Linked DNA regions of Homo sapiens: all the other regions are linked to region 3. The links are chromatin contacts, found by Hi-C or POLR2A ChIA-PET in ENCODE. All regions are on one chromosome and are shown on one strand. The core of a region is the stretch at or near the end of the contact, and the rest is flanking DNA. Distances in the headings are between cores, read along the strand shown. Region 1 holds the start of LUC7L2 (LUC7 like 2, pre-mRNA splicing factor). Region 2 holds the start of IFT56 (intraflagellar transport 56). Region 3 holds the start of SSBP1 (single stranded DNA binding protein 1). Region 4 holds the start of FMC1 (formation of mitochondrial complex V assembly factor 1).

Evidence for each region. A loop is a pair of places that touch in the nucleus more often than their neighbours do. ChIA-PET counts read pairs that join two places held with the same protein, here RNA polymerase II (POLR2A). Pooled maps may share reads with other maps.
Region 1: a map of B cell shows a loop between it and region 3 (13-fold over the local background). The contact joins the promoter of LUC7L2 here to the promoter of SSBP1 in region 3. A Hi-C loop is called at or near these places in 1 of 168 maps with a recorded cell type or tissue (B cell) and 10 of 50 pooled maps. POLR2A ChIA-PET finds 5 or more read pairs at or near these places in 3 of 52 experiments (AG04449, CD4-positive, alpha-beta T cell and MCF 10A).
Region 2: a pooled map shows a loop between it and region 3 (11-fold over the local background). The contact joins the promoter of IFT56 here to the promoter of SSBP1 in region 3. A Hi-C loop is called at or near these places in 6 of 50 pooled maps.
Region 4: a map of B cell shows a loop between it and region 3 (27-fold over the local background). The contact joins the promoter of FMC1 here to the promoter of SSBP1 in region 3. A Hi-C loop is called at or near these places in 3 of 168 maps with a recorded cell type or tissue (B cell, GM12878 and naive thymus-derived CD4-positive, alpha-beta T cell), 4 of 37 single-sample maps with no recorded cell type and 15 of 50 pooled maps. POLR2A ChIA-PET finds 5 or more read pairs at or near these places in 2 of 52 experiments (AG04449 and CD4-positive, alpha-beta T cell).

What each region holds. Positions count from the first base shown.
Region 1 is chr7:139,357,633-139,361,718 of GRCh38, forward strand. LUC7L2 (LUC7 like 2, pre-mRNA splicing factor) reads left to right here and starts at 2,262. Exons shown (of 10, transcript NM_016019.5): 1 at 2,262-2,690. The coding sequence starts at 2,630. The region is part of intron 2 of FMC1-LUC7L2 (FMC1-LUC7L2 readthrough); the gene reads left to right. RefSeq lists enhancers at 1,397-1,526, 2,247-2,296 and a silencer at 2,527-2,956.
Region 2 is chr7:139,131,267-139,135,040 of GRCh38, forward strand. IFT56 (intraflagellar transport 56) reads left to right here and starts at 2,512. Exons shown (of 18, transcript NM_024926.4): 1 at 2,512-2,594; 2 at 3,389-3,526. The coding sequence starts at 2,592. RefSeq lists enhancers at 2,337-2,631, 2,349-2,528.
Region 3 is chr7:141,736,102-141,739,607 of GRCh38, forward strand. It overlaps SSBP1 (single stranded DNA binding protein 1), which reads left to right and starts at 2,257. Exons shown (of 7, transcript NM_003143.3): 1 at 2,257-2,309; 2 at 3,023-3,089. The coding sequence starts at 3,066. It overlaps WEE2-AS1 (WEE2 antisense RNA 1), which reads right to left and starts at 1,941. Exons shown (of 4, transcript NR_199841.1): 1 at 1,282-1,941. RefSeq lists an enhancer at 1,274-2,159.
Region 4 is chr7:139,339,628-139,343,204 of GRCh38, forward strand. FMC1 (formation of mitochondrial complex V assembly factor 1) reads left to right here and starts at 1,710. Exons shown (of 2, transcript NM_197964.5): 1 at 1,710-1,895. The coding sequence starts at 1,758. It overlaps FMC1-LUC7L2 (FMC1-LUC7L2 readthrough), which reads left to right and starts at 1,710. Exons shown (of 11, transcript NM_001244584.3): 1 at 1,710-1,895. The coding sequence starts at 1,758. It overlaps TRR-CCT4-1 (tRNA-Arg (anticodon CCT) 4-1), which reads left to right and starts at 1,073; the gene lies at 1,073-1,145. It also overlaps a transcript of LUC7L2 not described here. RefSeq lists enhancers at 891-950, 1,261-1,330, 1,361-1,430, 1,686-2,253, 1,701-1,950.

The DNA of each region.
Region 1 (4,086 bases), core at 1,012-3,511, 2.4 Mb before region 3:
TTCTCTGAATAACTGAAGAGAAGCTATTTTGTGTATTACTAAAGATAACTTGATTCAAAATAATTTTTTTTTTTTTTTTGAGATGGAGTCTCACACTCACCAGGGCTGGAGTGCAATGGCGCGATCTCGGCTCACTGCAACCTCCGCCTCTTGGGTTCAAGCGGTTCTCCTGCCTCAGCCTCCGGTGTAGCTGGGACTACAGGCATGCGCCACCACGCCCAGCTCATTTTTTCTATTTTTAGTAGAGACAGGGTTTCACCATGTTGGCAGGCTGGTCTCAAACTCCCGACCTCGTGATTCGCCCGCCTCGGCCTCCCAAAGTGCTGGGATTCCAGGTGTGAGCCACTGCGTCCGACCTCAAAAATTTTCATTGGCCCAATACGCATTTATTTTTGAGATAGAGTCTTGCTTTGTACCCAGCCTGGAGTGCAGTGGCATAATCTCGGCTTACTGCAACCTCCACTTCCCGGGTTCAAGTGATTCTCCTGCCTCAGCCTCCGAGTAGCTGGGATTACAGGCACGCGCATCCATGCCCGGCTAATTTTTGTATTTTTAGTAGAGATGGAATTTCACCATGTTGGTCAGGCTGGTCTCGAACTCCTGACCTCAAGGTGATCCGCCCGCCTCTGCCTCCCAAAGTACTGGGATTACAGGCATGAGCCATCCCTCCCAGCCGCAATATACATTTAAAGGAATTTTGGGACTATTACTACTATTCATGTTTTTTATTGATCTGCTAATAACAGTTCCAAGGCGATGAGTATACAGTGTTAATGGAACACAAATCTCTATTATTTCCTTTCAAAGTATCCAGGAAGTGCCTGTCTTCTTAAACATTTGATTTTATTAACTCATTCTTCTTACAGTTTTAAATTTCTTTTTAGGCGATGAATATACAGTGTTAATGGAACACAAATCTCTATTATGTCCTTTCAAAGTATCTAGAAAGTGCCTGTCTTCTTAAACATTTGGTTTTATTAACTCATTCATTTTTCTTACAGTTTTAGATTTCTTTTTAAGCAACCTTTCTTCCTGCACACTGACCTATGTCTTACTTAAGGAATTTTTTTTTTTAGAAGTCTCGCTCTGTCGCGCAGGTTGCAGCGCAGTGGCGTCATCTCGACTCACTGCAACCTCCGTCTCCCGGGTTCAAACGATTCTCCTGCCTCAGCCTCCCGAGTAGCTGGGGAGGCGCCCGCCATCACGCCCGGCTAATTTTTATATTTTTAGTAGAGACAGGGTTTCACCATGTTGGCCAGGCTGATCTTGAACTCCTGACCTCAGGCAATCCACCTCCCTTGGCCTCCCAAAGTGCGGGGTTTACAGGCGTGAGCCACCGCGCCCGGCAAGGAATTAATATTTTACTAAAACAGTTTTTAGAAACACCAGGGAAAGGCTCAGGGCTAAGTATTTTATTCCAGTTTGTTCTAACAGCCACGCCATAGCAGACGTGTGACCACCTCCACCAGCCCTACGAGGGGTAGAACTGAAGCCAAGGCCCCAGTCACGGGCCGGGCTTCAGAATCCAGGCTTCCCTGCGGCCAGCGCCGCTGGCTCCCTGCTCCCCGAGATCGCCTCCCCAGTAGCTGAGAATACGCTGAGTTTTTATGGTTTCACATTCAGACTAAGCCGCCCGCGACCTTGTAGGTAAAGATGAATCCGAATGGGTCGGCGCGCCTGTTTCCTAGGGTACTGCTTTCGGGCGCTTTCTCCTGAAGTTGACACTTCCCAGCCGAGGAGCCTTAAAGCCCCACGCAGCGGAAGGAACGCGGCCCCGGCGGCGGCGAGACAGGCCTGCTCCCGGCCGGGAAAGGCGCACGAGAACCAGGACGCGTCCACGCCACTCGGGGCGGGCGTTCGCCCCGAGCACGCCCACCTCAGACGCCAAGGAGGCTGACCGCAGTCCGGTCGACGATGGGCATGGTCTCTACTTACTTTCCGCCCAGGCTAACCTCTAGCGCATTTTGCTAATTTGGGTCTGAATCGCCATCACCGCGGGCAGCGCAGCCTTAGCCGCCAGCCCTACAGCCGGGAGGGAATGTAATGTAAGGTTTGGCGCCTCGGGGCGGATCCGGCTTGCACAGTCAGTTAAGGAACCAGAGTATCGCGAGATCCGGGGTAAAGGGGCGGGAGGAGCGCGCGTGCACGCGCCCAGAGCCGTTAGGGTGGAACTCCACTCGGGCGGGGCGGGCGGAGTGATACAGCTGGACGCCAGTTGGTGGAGCCCCCGCGGGAAACGACTGAGCGCGAGGAGCGTGCGCGCTCCCGTCGTGGCGACGGTGGCGGCGAGCGGCGTCAGAGCTTGAGGGGGGGTTGACGGCTTCTGGCGGGTGGCGGTGTTGAAGGCGAGAGCTTGCTTGGCCCGTGTCGCTTCTGTCCCAAGAACCGGACGGAGAGTGAGGGCACGAGGGTCGCTGTCGGGGGCTGTCGTCTTCCACGTACACGTCGTCGTGAGGAGCGCAGTCCGGACTCTTCCCGCAACCCCTCCGGCTCCCTTTCCGCACGCCTCGAGGCGGCGGCGGCCACCGAGACAGCAGCGCACCTTCCCCCATCCCTTCCCCTTATCCCCCAGCCCAAAAGGGCCCGGTCTGCGCCCCACCCCCGCCCGTCCGCCCGCTACGCCGCCGCCATGTCGGCGCAGGCCCAGATGCGCGCGATGCTGGACCAGTTGATGGGCACCTCCCGGGACGGTAAGTCTCTGCCAGGGCCCTGGGGGTGGGGGAGGGGACGGGGACGGCGAAGGGAAGGGGTTCCGAGGGCGCACCTGGGCGCGCGCGTGTGGCTGAGTAAGGGGCTCCCAGATTGGTAACACGAGGTCCCCGTCCCCCGTCCCATCCAATCAGGGCTCGGCAGGCGGGCAGGGGGGGCGGTGACCATGCGGATTGGCGGGAACTGCTGCCAATGGGGTGAGGCGGGGCCTGGAGGCAGAAAGGAGAGTTTGTGCTTTTAATGTTGACTTGGCTGAGACGGGAGAGCCCGCGTCTCTGTTGCGTAGTTGGGGGGCCCGTTTTGTCGCTGGTTAGGTACCTGCGGAAAGCTAAGGCCTCCACCCCCGATATAATTCCTTAACCCAGAGCTTTGGGATCATCCCTCGCCGCCGTCCTCCAGAGTACCTAGAGAGAAGCTTCCCCCTCCTCTTCCTGGGTCAGGAGGAAACCTTTATTACTAACCCAGTCTCAGAGATGCACCCTCGAGCCCCACAGAAACAACCATTTTTATGGAAAATCTGACCCAAACCATGGTTTCTTAAGTGGGTGTGTTTGGCCCCATTTTGTGAGAAGGAACATGTTATGGCCTGTTTTTCCGAGAGACCTCCATTTTGTTAGACAATTTAATAGAGGCTTTGTTCAGTAAATATTGACAAATGTTGCATGTCCCTAACAGAACGATTTTGAAAATTTGGTACCCAGTGAAGTAGAATAGAGGAGAACAAAGATCCTTTCAGGCGTTTAGTTTAGAATCTGTATAGAGAGCCCTTAATTGCTGGATTATCCTTTGTCATAAAGAGAATTTCTAAATAAAATGATGAAATGCTGTTGCTTTTTTGGTGATGTTAATTAGTAATGTACTCTCAAATTCAACTTAAATACATTCAAATATGTAGGAAAGGTCTAGTTCATTACTTTCTTAACACAGCAAAATCCTTGGTAGTTTTTATGTGTTGCTTCTTTAGGCAGATAGTTTCTTAGCCACTAAGGAAATGCTTTTTTTCTTGAGAAGTTATTTAAGTGTATTGATTTAAGAGAAAAGGCACGTCTTAAATTTAGTTTTTAAGTTACTCTTTTAATTTACATGAGTGCTTTACAGCAAAATATGAGTAAATTTTAAAAATTTTATTGCATTCAAATCTTTCAGCAGTGCGTAGAGTGGCTTTTCAGTGTTCACATTTTCAGTTTTAATAAAAACCCATATTGGGAACTTTTATTTGTAGAATATATAGACAAATAGGTGTAGATGGCAAACCTACTTGTGGTTGTGTAGAGAGGAAAGATTGGGAAGGAAATGAGTTTTGTATGGAAAGTTAACATTAACTTAAAATGCCACTGGAGAAACTTTTAACTGTTATCATTTCTCACGTTTAGATAA
Region 2 (3,774 bases), core at 1,262-3,761, 2.6 Mb before region 3:
TAATAAAATTATGATTTTACAGTCGAAACAAATGTCCACACAATTTGGACCTTCAAGATATCCTTATAAATCCGCAAATAGACTTAACCATACACTTTCAATTAATGCAAAAAGCCTGATCACATTAAAACGAACTGCCAAAAACTAAAAAGGAAAGAACAACAGGTGGAGTCAGATAATAAAGAATGGGGGTGCTCCATGGAACTTAAAGGGGCCTTTCCTTTTCTCCTTACACTCTGAGAGAAAAGAAATTGTTTAAAACTCCCCTTACTGTTTTCATCCCTCATTCTGTGGAAGCATTGCTAAACTTGAACCACACTCAACGTTATTCAATGAGTAGACTAACTTCATAGAAAGTTTCACTTCTTTTAGCTTCTCATGTCACCATCTCTAGATGTAACAAGCTAAATATTGCAACTCTTCTTCCTTCACTTTCAGATGAAACACCACACAATTGCATAACTCTAACTGATAAACTTGTTTTCTCCTAGGACTGATCTGCAAGAGACTTTTCTTACTTAGGCTAATGTTGTTTGGTTTACAGACGCATGTTATTTAAAGGATGAATCTGGAACTTACTGTAAAGGTTTACGCAATAGTGTCTTTAACAGAAGAAATAGAAAGTGCTTACCTTCCAGAAGCCACTTAGATTCACTTCTGTCTTTGTACCACAACTGTGTATTGAAGATGTCATTTGCCATGTACAGGCCCTAACCAATTACACACAAAAGGCCCTAAATAACAGCCACATGAATGTCTCATTATTAAATAATGAAGTTACTGTCATGAGAAGACTGTATTACAAAACTGTATGGTCTTAGACATACTCACTGCAGCCCAAGGAGGAATCTGTGCTATGACAGAAACTGAATGCTGTGTTTATATCCCAGATGAATCAAATAACGTCACCAAATTAATAACTGATTTGAAAAACTCTAATAATTAACCTTTCGGATCCAAAACCCTCTCTAAGCTACTGGTTAAGTAATTGATTTGGATCTTGGGGAACTTGGTGGCAAAAGCTGTTATGTATTTTAGGAATTATCATAGTTTGTGTTTTGTCTTGCCTTTGTCTGCAGAGCTGTTATGGTATTTATCTGCAATTGGGTCAACACACAGCTGAGAAAATGTGTAGAACAAAGACTACTCAGAGAATTGTTTGATTGAAGAGGCAGCCGTGTAGCCTGAATCAGGTTCCAGAACTACTTTCTCTTGTTGCTTTATAATTCGGACTTGGTCCTTTCCAATTTCCCCTCCTCCCTGGGATGTGACTGCCAGGAAGGGGCCTTCCTAGTGACATGAGGTTTGATCAAATACACGGCCTGAGAATATAATTCTTCTATAATGCTTTCTCTGAAAGCTTTTGAAGAAAAGGGGAAAATGTGAAAAGAAAATTTCAGCACTTTCCAAACGTACTATGCCAAGGGGAAAAGTTAAGCCCTGTAAACTAAATCACAGAACATGGCTGTTTTTCTTCTCTGGTGCATGACTGTTGCTTCCTGATCTTTGTGTTGATGTTATATATTAACCAGATTTTTTATTCTTTATTCAGACTAAATGACGTTGGAGATAGAGACCCTTGTGATTGTTACCTCTTTACAATAGAATATTAAACAACCCCCTTACAGTGTAATCAATAGTAGTGAATTGAATCTTCTGTGTACGTTAGCCTCATCTAGAAAATGCTGTAATTACGTACAGCACTCCTGTTTTTGGTGATATAAATGACCCTCACCTTTCCCTGCATCAGGGAGCACTGATCACCATTCTTTGCTGTCAGTGGTTCCCGGGATAGCCGCCCTCACACTTTGCACTTGAATAAACTCTTTCAACTGGATCCCTGAGCTTTTTGGTTATTTTAGGCTGACATTAGTTAACTAACAAGATGTTAGTTCTTCAGTCTGTTAATTCTGAGGGGTTGACCAGAGGTCCTGTAAGGTCCCTTCCAACTCTAACATTCCACGATTTCGTGAATTTAAAGACTGTGGTTGCCCCTGTATTAACTGGGTTCAGGAGTAAGATAGATAAATTAAGTCATCCAATCGACAAATATTTATTACAGTTCTCTATTGTGTGTAGGTGTATCTGTGGAAATAGGAAACTGTATTTTGGTGCACTCCTGCTTCCAAATCACAGAACTACAACTCCTTCAGCAGAAATTTTCTAAGCTTCCCGCACCAGCCAGAGACCAAGATTCTGCGGTGCACATAGTCAAGGGTTGCTATGGAGTCCAACACGGCCCCAAACAGAAGTGGTCCCTGAAAATTTCTTTCCCAGAAAACTTGCATTTGAAAAACAATGCCATTCCAATTCGCCTTTTCCTAAAGTAAACTCATAAATAGAGACAACCAAACTTTCGCTCTCAGCCCAGAGAACGACGCTCTCCTCCCAAGAGGAACCTCGGCTCTTCCGCGGCAGAAGCTGCACGGAACCAAGAAGCCGCGGGCGCTGGTTCTCCAACGAGCTTTTCTCCCGTTCGTACCAGCGTCCAGGCGGGGTTACCGTGGAGACAGAACGTGCTGTGTGGATGCGGCGAAACGCTGAGGCGCGGCCTTCGCTGTGTGGTGGGGACTCACAAGACCGACGTCAAGATGGTTAGTGGCTCTGAATAGTAAGGGAGTACTTTGAGTAGGTCCTGAGGCTGGCGATTAGAGGTTCCCAGCACACTTCTGTGTGAAGTCTAGGTGTGTCCGCAGAGAGTAATCCCCAGCTCTCCCTGTGTTCCCACGGGGGACAGGGATGCAACTGTAAATACCTCGGTGCTTTCTTCCCTCCTGCTTTTCCGTTTACTCACATTTAAACCACTCGTGGGATGGGAAGCAGAGGAAGGGAAAGCTGAGATGACAGAAGCAATGCGAAAGCATCTCTAGCCAGAGAAGATAAAAGTTGGGAGTAGCTGTTTGGTCCTTCCTAAGTATTGGCTGATGGCTCTTCTAGTAGAATACCTGTTACAAAACGAGTTTGAATAGGCTTCCCTGGGGTTCGTTGTTAAGGATTTGACTTATAATTTTTTTTTTTTTTTTGAGATGGAGGCTCGCTTTGTCGCCCAGGTTGGAGTGCAGTGGCGCGATCTTGGCTCACTGCAACCTCTGCCTCTAGGTTCAAGCGTTTCTTCTGCCTCAGCCTCCCGAGTAGCTGGGACTACAGGCGCATGCCACCACGCCCGGCTAATTTTTGTATTTTTAGTAGAGATGCGGTGTCACCATATTGACCAGGCTGGTCTCCAACTCCTGACCTCGTGATCCGCCGCCTTCGCCTCTCAAAGTGCTGGGATTACAGGCATGAGCCACTGTGCCCGGCCTTGACTTATAAATTACAGAGCTGTCACTCTCAGTTTAAATCTGATAATCAGAATTGGACCATACAGCTGTCTTTGTTTCTTTTACAGATGCTTTCAAGGGCCAAACCTGCTGTAGGCAGAGGCGTACAGCACACTGACAAAAGAAAGAAGAAAGGTAGGAAGATTCCAAAACTAGAGGAGCTACTTTCAAAAAGAGATTTCACTGGAGCTATTACCCTGTTGGAGGTAATGCCCAAAGAACGTTGCTTCTTAGTGTATGAATACCAGACTGTAGATGAATGCTTGGGTGAATGCTGTTTGCTATGCTCTTGAAATAGGTGGGTGCATTCTGGGGCTTCCTGTACAAATCCCCTGTAAATCTAGTCAGGCACAGATTCCAGATTCCAAGTTAGCTATAAACCTGATAAAAAACGAACTAAAAAACTAAACTTGGCCGGGCGCGGTGGCTCATGCCTGTAATTCCAGCACTTCGG
Region 3 (3,506 bases), core at 1,007-3,506:
AAAGGAAGTGTATATATTTATGGAGTACATGAGATATTTTGATACAGGTATGCAACGTCAAATAAGCACATCATGGGGGATGGGGTATCATCTTAATTTATCCTTTGAGTTACACACAATCCAATAACACTCTTATTTTAAAATGTACAGTTAAGTAATTATTGACTATAGTCAACCTATTGTGCCATCGAAAATAGTAGGTCTTATTCGTTCTATTTTTTTGTACCCATTAACCATCCCCACCTTCCCTCCAGCCCCCCACTAACCTTCCTAGCCCCAATTTTTAAAAATACATAAGTACACATATACACAGGGGTGCATATTCTTCCTTGTGCCTCAGGCTCCAGTCTGGCTTGGATCCTGTATTCAGTTAAAATTTTAATACAGTCATGCACTTCATAATGATGTTTTGGAAAAAGACTGCATATACAACAGTGCATATACAAAGGTGGTCCCATAAGATTACAATGGAGTTGAAAAATTCCTATCGTCTAGTGACATCATACCTGCTAAAACATCAGAATGCAATGTATTACTCATGTGTTACTTGATATTAATAATGACTATGTCACTGGTTTATGTATTTACTATACTTTTTATTATATTATTATTTAACTTATTTTTTAAAAGTTAACTGTAAAACAGCCTCAGGCAGGTCCTTCAGGAGGGATTCCAGAAGAAGACACTGTTATAGGAGATGACAGCTCCCTGTGTGTCACTGCTTCTGAAAACCTTCCAGTGGGACAAGATGTGGAAGTGGAAGGCTGAGATTGATCATAATGACCCTGTGTAGGCCTAGGCTAATGTGTGTGTTTATGTCTTAGTTTTTTTAAAAAATGGCTAAAAAGTTAAAAAAAAAAAGAAAAAAAGCAAAGGTAGAAAAAAGCTTGTAGAATAAGGATATAAGAAAAATATTTTTGTACAGTGGTACAGTGTGTGTTTTAAGCTAATTGTTATTACAAAACAGTTAAAACGTAAAAAAATTTGGAAGATTTATAAAGTTATAGTGAGTGAAAGTTTATTAAAGGAAGAAAAGTATTTTTTATAAACTGAGTGTAGCCTAAGTGTACAGTGTTTATGAAGTGTTTAGTGGGTACAATAATGTCCTAGACCTTCATGTTGGGCCACCACTCACTCATTTACTCACCCACAGCAACTTCCAGTTCCGCAAGCTCCATTCATGGTAAGCGCCCCATACAGGTGTGCCATTTTTATCTTTTATACCGCATTTGTACTGTACCTTTTCCATGTTTACATATGTTTAGACACACAGATACTTACCATGAATTACAATGGTCTGCGGTATTCAGTACAGCCCCATGCTGTCAGGTTTGCAGCCTGGAAGCAGCAGGCCACACCACAGAGCCGAGGTGTGTCCAGGCTCCACCATCTAGGTCGTCAAAGTACATTCTGTGGTGTTCGTACAGCAACAAAATCGCCTAATGACGCAATCCTCAGACCTTACCCTGTTGTTAAGGTACACATGACTCTTATTTTGTTCCTCCCGGATTTCCTGCATTAATTTTTACTTTTTAAAATATTACATTAATATATTATTTGATTGCCAGTTTTTCTGGTGCTCCCTTAAATTGCACAGCCTGCCAGCCCTTCCCTGGCTCCCCTTTCTTTTTCTGCTTTTCTTAGTGCTTCAACAGACCTGGGACGTTCTTTTTCTTTCTTTTTTTTTTTAATTTTCTTCTTTTTTTCTTTTTCTTGTTTTGTTTTGTTTTGTTTTGAGATAGAGTTCGCTCTGTTGCCCAGGCTGGAATGCAGTGGTGCGTTCACGGCTCAATGCAGCAACGACCTCCAGGGCTCAGGCGATCCCCCGACCTCAGCCTCCGGAGAAGCTTGGACCACAGGCGCGCGCCACCACGCCCAGCTAATTATATATTTTTTGTAGAGACAGGTCTCACTATGTCGCCTAGGCTGGTCACAAATGTTGCTTTTTTTTCCCTCCAGGCAGAGCTAGTCTCTGTTTTGCCTACCTCGCCCCCTCCTGGGCCCAGTTAGAAACCTCATCACATAATTTCATTTCTTTCCAAACTTGAAACCTTCTAAACTTGAAACCTTCTAAACTTGAAACCTTCCAAACTCACCACTTGGCGGCGTTGATCCATCCGCCCGCGCACAAAGAGAAGATCGCGGAACTTCAGAGTTAAGGGGAGCCGTTTCCCGCAGCGCTAGCCGGCAGTATTTCCAAGGCGCAAGTTGCGGAGTTTCTGTTTCCTTTTTCCTCTGGCGAGCTTTGCGTTCCCTGTGCGCCGGAAGTGATCCCCTGCGTGGCTGGGCTGCTCGGGTTAGATCGTCAGGTGAGGGAGGAAGGGATAGCCAGCGCGAAGGAAGTGCTGGAGTCGTGTGTTTTGGCTGCGCGTGATCCTGCGTGGGTCGGGAGGTGTTTCTGTGTAGGTGTCTGGCCCTTTCATCAGTCGTGCGGAGGACCGCGTGATTTCCTTCCAGTTCTCCTCGGTTTTCAGGTGGTGGCGCCATCTTCGGTAAAGGGTGTCCACCTCTCCCTATGGTGTGGCTGGCTAGCCCGGGGGTCTCTACGCTGCTTGGTCTTTGTTAACGGAGATGAAGGCAGTAATTTTTCAGTAACAGGTTTCAGATATAAGTCCCTTGGTGATGCTAATATTTATGGAGGCCTTACTATGCATTAAGAACTTTTTTAGAAGTTTAGAAAATGGCAGTGAATAAAGCAGATACAAATCTCTGCTCTAAGGGAGCTTGCATAGTAATGAAATTTGAGAAGACAGTGGATTGGAAGTGGGATTAACTCAGAATCAAAATTTTGTCGATGGGTTGGAGGAAGAGGAAGTTATTTGGGACCAAAAAGACATACAGGTGTGAGTTTATTTGGGAGGGAGGAAGGAATCCTCATCAGATGTGCAGGAATGTTGGTACGTTGTGGTCACAAAATTGGAGTGCATAAAAATTATGAATATAGTTAGGAATTTAGGACTGGTGAGTTGTACTTTTGCCATAAGAGGTAATGTTTTTTTCTTATTTTGTTTTTTTCCTTCAGGAAAAGCCTAAAGATTAGACTGTAAGAAAAGAAAATAGAAGCCATGTTTCGAAGACCTGTATTACAGGTAGTCACTTGTCTGTATTAATACTGAGATGTATTACTATCAGCCACAGTGATCAGAAGACTTCTTTAGGCTTTTAACTACAGGGGCAAAAGACCTTTGAGCTCACCCACCCACCTCTATACTCATTTGATATGGAGGATTGGGGACGATTTTGCCAGTGTAAATTATGTTCACTAAAACAAAAAAAAAGTTCAGGTTTATTCACACGTAATAGGAATCATTAATTTTTAAAATGTGTGTGTGTTGCTTGAATTTAACCAGTGAGAGGACATTAAAGGTCTTTAGTGACCTAAAGACTGTAGGAATCATTGTTCCAACTTTTTTCTTAAGGCATGTAGTTGCTTTTTTGACCATCTACCTCCTGTGTTGCTAAACGTTCCTCTTCCCCCATCTTTCCACACTGAAGAGAGCATCTCA
Region 4 (3,577 bases), core at 460-2,959, 2.4 Mb before region 3:
GTGAGAGATGAAGATTAAGGTACAAGCGAGGATCAATTTATGTCGTCTGAGCTTTATCTTAGGGACAATGGGAAGCCCCTGTGATACTATAAGGGTAAGTTTACTGGGACTCCGAAGTGATTTGTTCGTTATACAATTAGGAACAGAACCAAAAAATGAACTGCTAATTTTTAAAATTAATTCCTAATCAATGTACTATTACTTCCCCGCTGTCCCATGTTTATCGCTGACGCACCAATTCAAAGGACACGGCACATGTTTCTTTTTTTTTTTGAGATGGAGTTTCGCTCCTGTTGCCCAGGCTAGAGAGCAATGGCGCGATCTCGGCTCACTACAACCTCCGACTCCAGGGTTCAAGCAATTCTCCTGCCTCAGCCTCCGGAGTAGCTGGGATTACAGGCATGCGCCACCACGCCCGGCTAATTCTGTATTTTTAGTAGAGACAGGGTTTCTCTGTGTTGGTCAGGCTGGTTTCAAACCCCCGACCTAAGATGATCCGCCCGCCTCGGCCTCCCAAAGTACTGGTATTACAGGCGTGCGCCACCACGCCCGGCCTGCGGAAATGGCCTCAACGCTTCAACCGGAAGCAGAAATTGACCGCGGCAGGCGCCATCTAACGGCCGCTGGAGCAAAGCTCCTCCTGGAAATTCGCAACACCGGAAAAGGTCCGGCTGCTTCCGGTAAAAACCCACCAGAGCTGACGTTCAGAGGGCGAGTCTCGAAGATCCGGCCAATTTGCCCAGCGCGCTGTGCTCCGCGACGGCGCATGCCCGCTTTTGCGCAGGCGCGGGGACTACGGCGCAGGCGCGGAGACTATTGCGCAGGCAAGCGCGTACGCAGAAGCGTGCGCGCGCCCGTTCAACGTCCGGAGCATCGGTGCAGTTTCGAGGGTAAAGCCTTTGGCGCGGTGATGTGGACTTTTGTTCTCTAACTACAACTCCCAGCATACGTCACCCCTCACGTGGGCGCTAGGTGTGGTTTCGTGGGATAGGGTAAGGCGAAAATGAAGTGACGATGACGTACCAAAGAGGAAAATAGTTGAATATGTTGTGTGAGCGCGTCGTTTGCAGAAGCCCCAGTGGCCTAATGGATAAGGCATTGGCCTCCTAAGCCAGGGATTGTGGGTTCGAGTCCCATCTGGGGTGGCCTGTGACTTTTGTCCTTTTTTCCCCTTTCTAAACAAAGCGAAATATGCCAACTTTACTTTTTTTTTTTTTAAATGGGAAGTGTGTGTGTGTTTTTACTAGCTGGTGGGCTGCAATTTTCGAGAATCTGCACACACCCATGTCCTTTGTCTGAGCCGCAGGTCCCCTGGGATTTGGGGAGACGTCAATACGTTGAATTTTGATATCCCTTTTATAAATCATTTAAAAATGTCTTCTCAGCGTGTTCCATATCAAATCCACACCCACACCCCCCGCCGGGCCCGCTTCTCCTGAGACTCAGCGGTTGGTCGGCTAACGGGCATCTTCAATGACGCAGTGAAGAAAAGCCCCTGTTTCCCCAAACCCTTGTTCTGGGTTAGAGGTCCTGGTACCTTCAGTTAACAGTCGGGTTTCGTTTGATTTTGTTACGGCGCCCCTGGGCCTTCGATTAATAAGGTTCGGTCAACGGACAAGTGAGCGGTTCCACTGCTCGTCAGTCGATAGGGGGAGTCGGTAGTCTGTCCGACCGTACCATTAGGCGCCTGGGCCGGAGGAGGGGTTTTCAGGGTCGTAGGACGCCGTTGGGCACCACGCTCGGAGAAGGACAGGACAATGGCGGCCTTAGGGTCCCCGTCGCACACTTTTCGAGGACTTCTGCGGGAGTTGCGCTACCTGAGCGCGGCCACCGGCCGACCCTATCGCGACACCGCGGCCTATCGGTACCTTGTGAAGGCTTTCCGTGCACATCGGGTACGGGAGCCATGTCCCGGGTGCTCTACGTGCTGGGGAGGGAGGAAGAGCCGGGTCTGGGCTAGGGTGGGGAGCACGGTGTTTAATTCCTGCATTTCTGAGGCCAACCCTCCCACGGAGCCCTGGTTCTGACCAAACCAACCCAGGCCCTAGGCTCCATGCTCTGGCATAAACTCGGGGACCAAAGGACCAGCGGGGGGGGGCGCAGAGTCGCTCTGGGGACGTCAGCCTGTCCTGCAGAGGGGCGGACCCGTCCCGAAGGATTTCATTGGCTGGTCTGTTGCCTCTGCGGAGGGCAGTCAGGAAAGTGGAATGGAGGATTCAATGCTGGGGATAAAACAATGAAGATGGAGTTGAAGGGTGTACTGTTGCTAGACTTAAAGCCACAGCATCTGGCCAACAATTTCCTCACCCGTCCCCTAGAAAAGTTATTCTAAGAAGCATTTCTTTTTGAGGCGGAAAAGAACAACTGGGCTTTAGGGAAGGAAACTTGCTGCCCTTGAGCAATGTGGGGAAAGGGAGAACGATCAACTGTCGAATTTCTGAGCCACGGACGTCAGAATGTAAAATCTTAGAACTCAAATTCACCTAGTTTTTAAAAGGTGGCAACGTTAGGGTCTGTGCTAGGAACCTGGTCTAAACAGGAAGAATCAGATGCACATGTGTCCTGTCCTTAAGACACTTGCTGCCCACCTAAGGAGCCATACAGTAAAGTACTGAGGATAAATAAGTGCTCAAGGTGTAGACAACAGGGGCTGGGGTATAAAGAAGGGGTAGTTAGGGAAGGTTTTCCGGAGGAAATTAATCAGGGACCTGAAGGCTAATTTGGAGTTAGCAAGTAAATTGGGGTTAGGGTCCAGGTTTAAAAGCTACACAATTGAAAGCCCAAGGGGAGAAAAATTGCCAGTTGAGAGTGGTTTAGCCCTAAGGTGTGGTGGGTGAAGTGGAGGTAGATGAAGTGGTAGGCCGAACAGGAACTTAAACTTTATTGTAAGTGTAATGGGAAGCCATTCTAAGATTGTGATCACCTCCCAGGTTCAAGCGATTCTCCTGCCTCAGCCTCCCGAGTAGTACAGGCAGGCGACATGCGACACCACGCCCGGCTAATTTTGTATTTTTAGTGGAGACGGGGTTTCTCCATGTTGGTCAGGCTGGTCTTGAACTCCTGACCTCAGGTGATCCGCCTGCCTCGGCCTCCCAAAGTGTTGTAATTACAGGCGTGAACTATCAAACCTGGCCCCATTCTAAGATTTTTAAGGAGGTGACATGATTATAGTTGTACCTTATGGGGATAACATTATTACCCTTGAGAGAGACTTGGTAATGGTTCTGAAATTCATGGTACATTCTGGAAATACCACTCTGGAATGCACTTGAGCATAGGGGAAATGGTTTCTGTTTCCTTCAGGCTCACAGCTAACTGAATAACCATCCCATTTTCTCTATCCTTTCCCTCCGGAGAAGGGATTCTATTAGGGAGAAACCTACCCTTTCTCCACAGGGAAAATACAGTGTTCTATTTCATTTGATCTCTTTTGGGTTCTTGTGATCTATTTACTGTTTCCTGTCTATTGCTGACCCTTTTGTCCTCATGATTCAGGCTCAACCGAATCAAGAGCAGTATTCTATCCTACATTAACCTAGAATTCCCATGTCAAATTCCACAAATTTGGGCTTATATA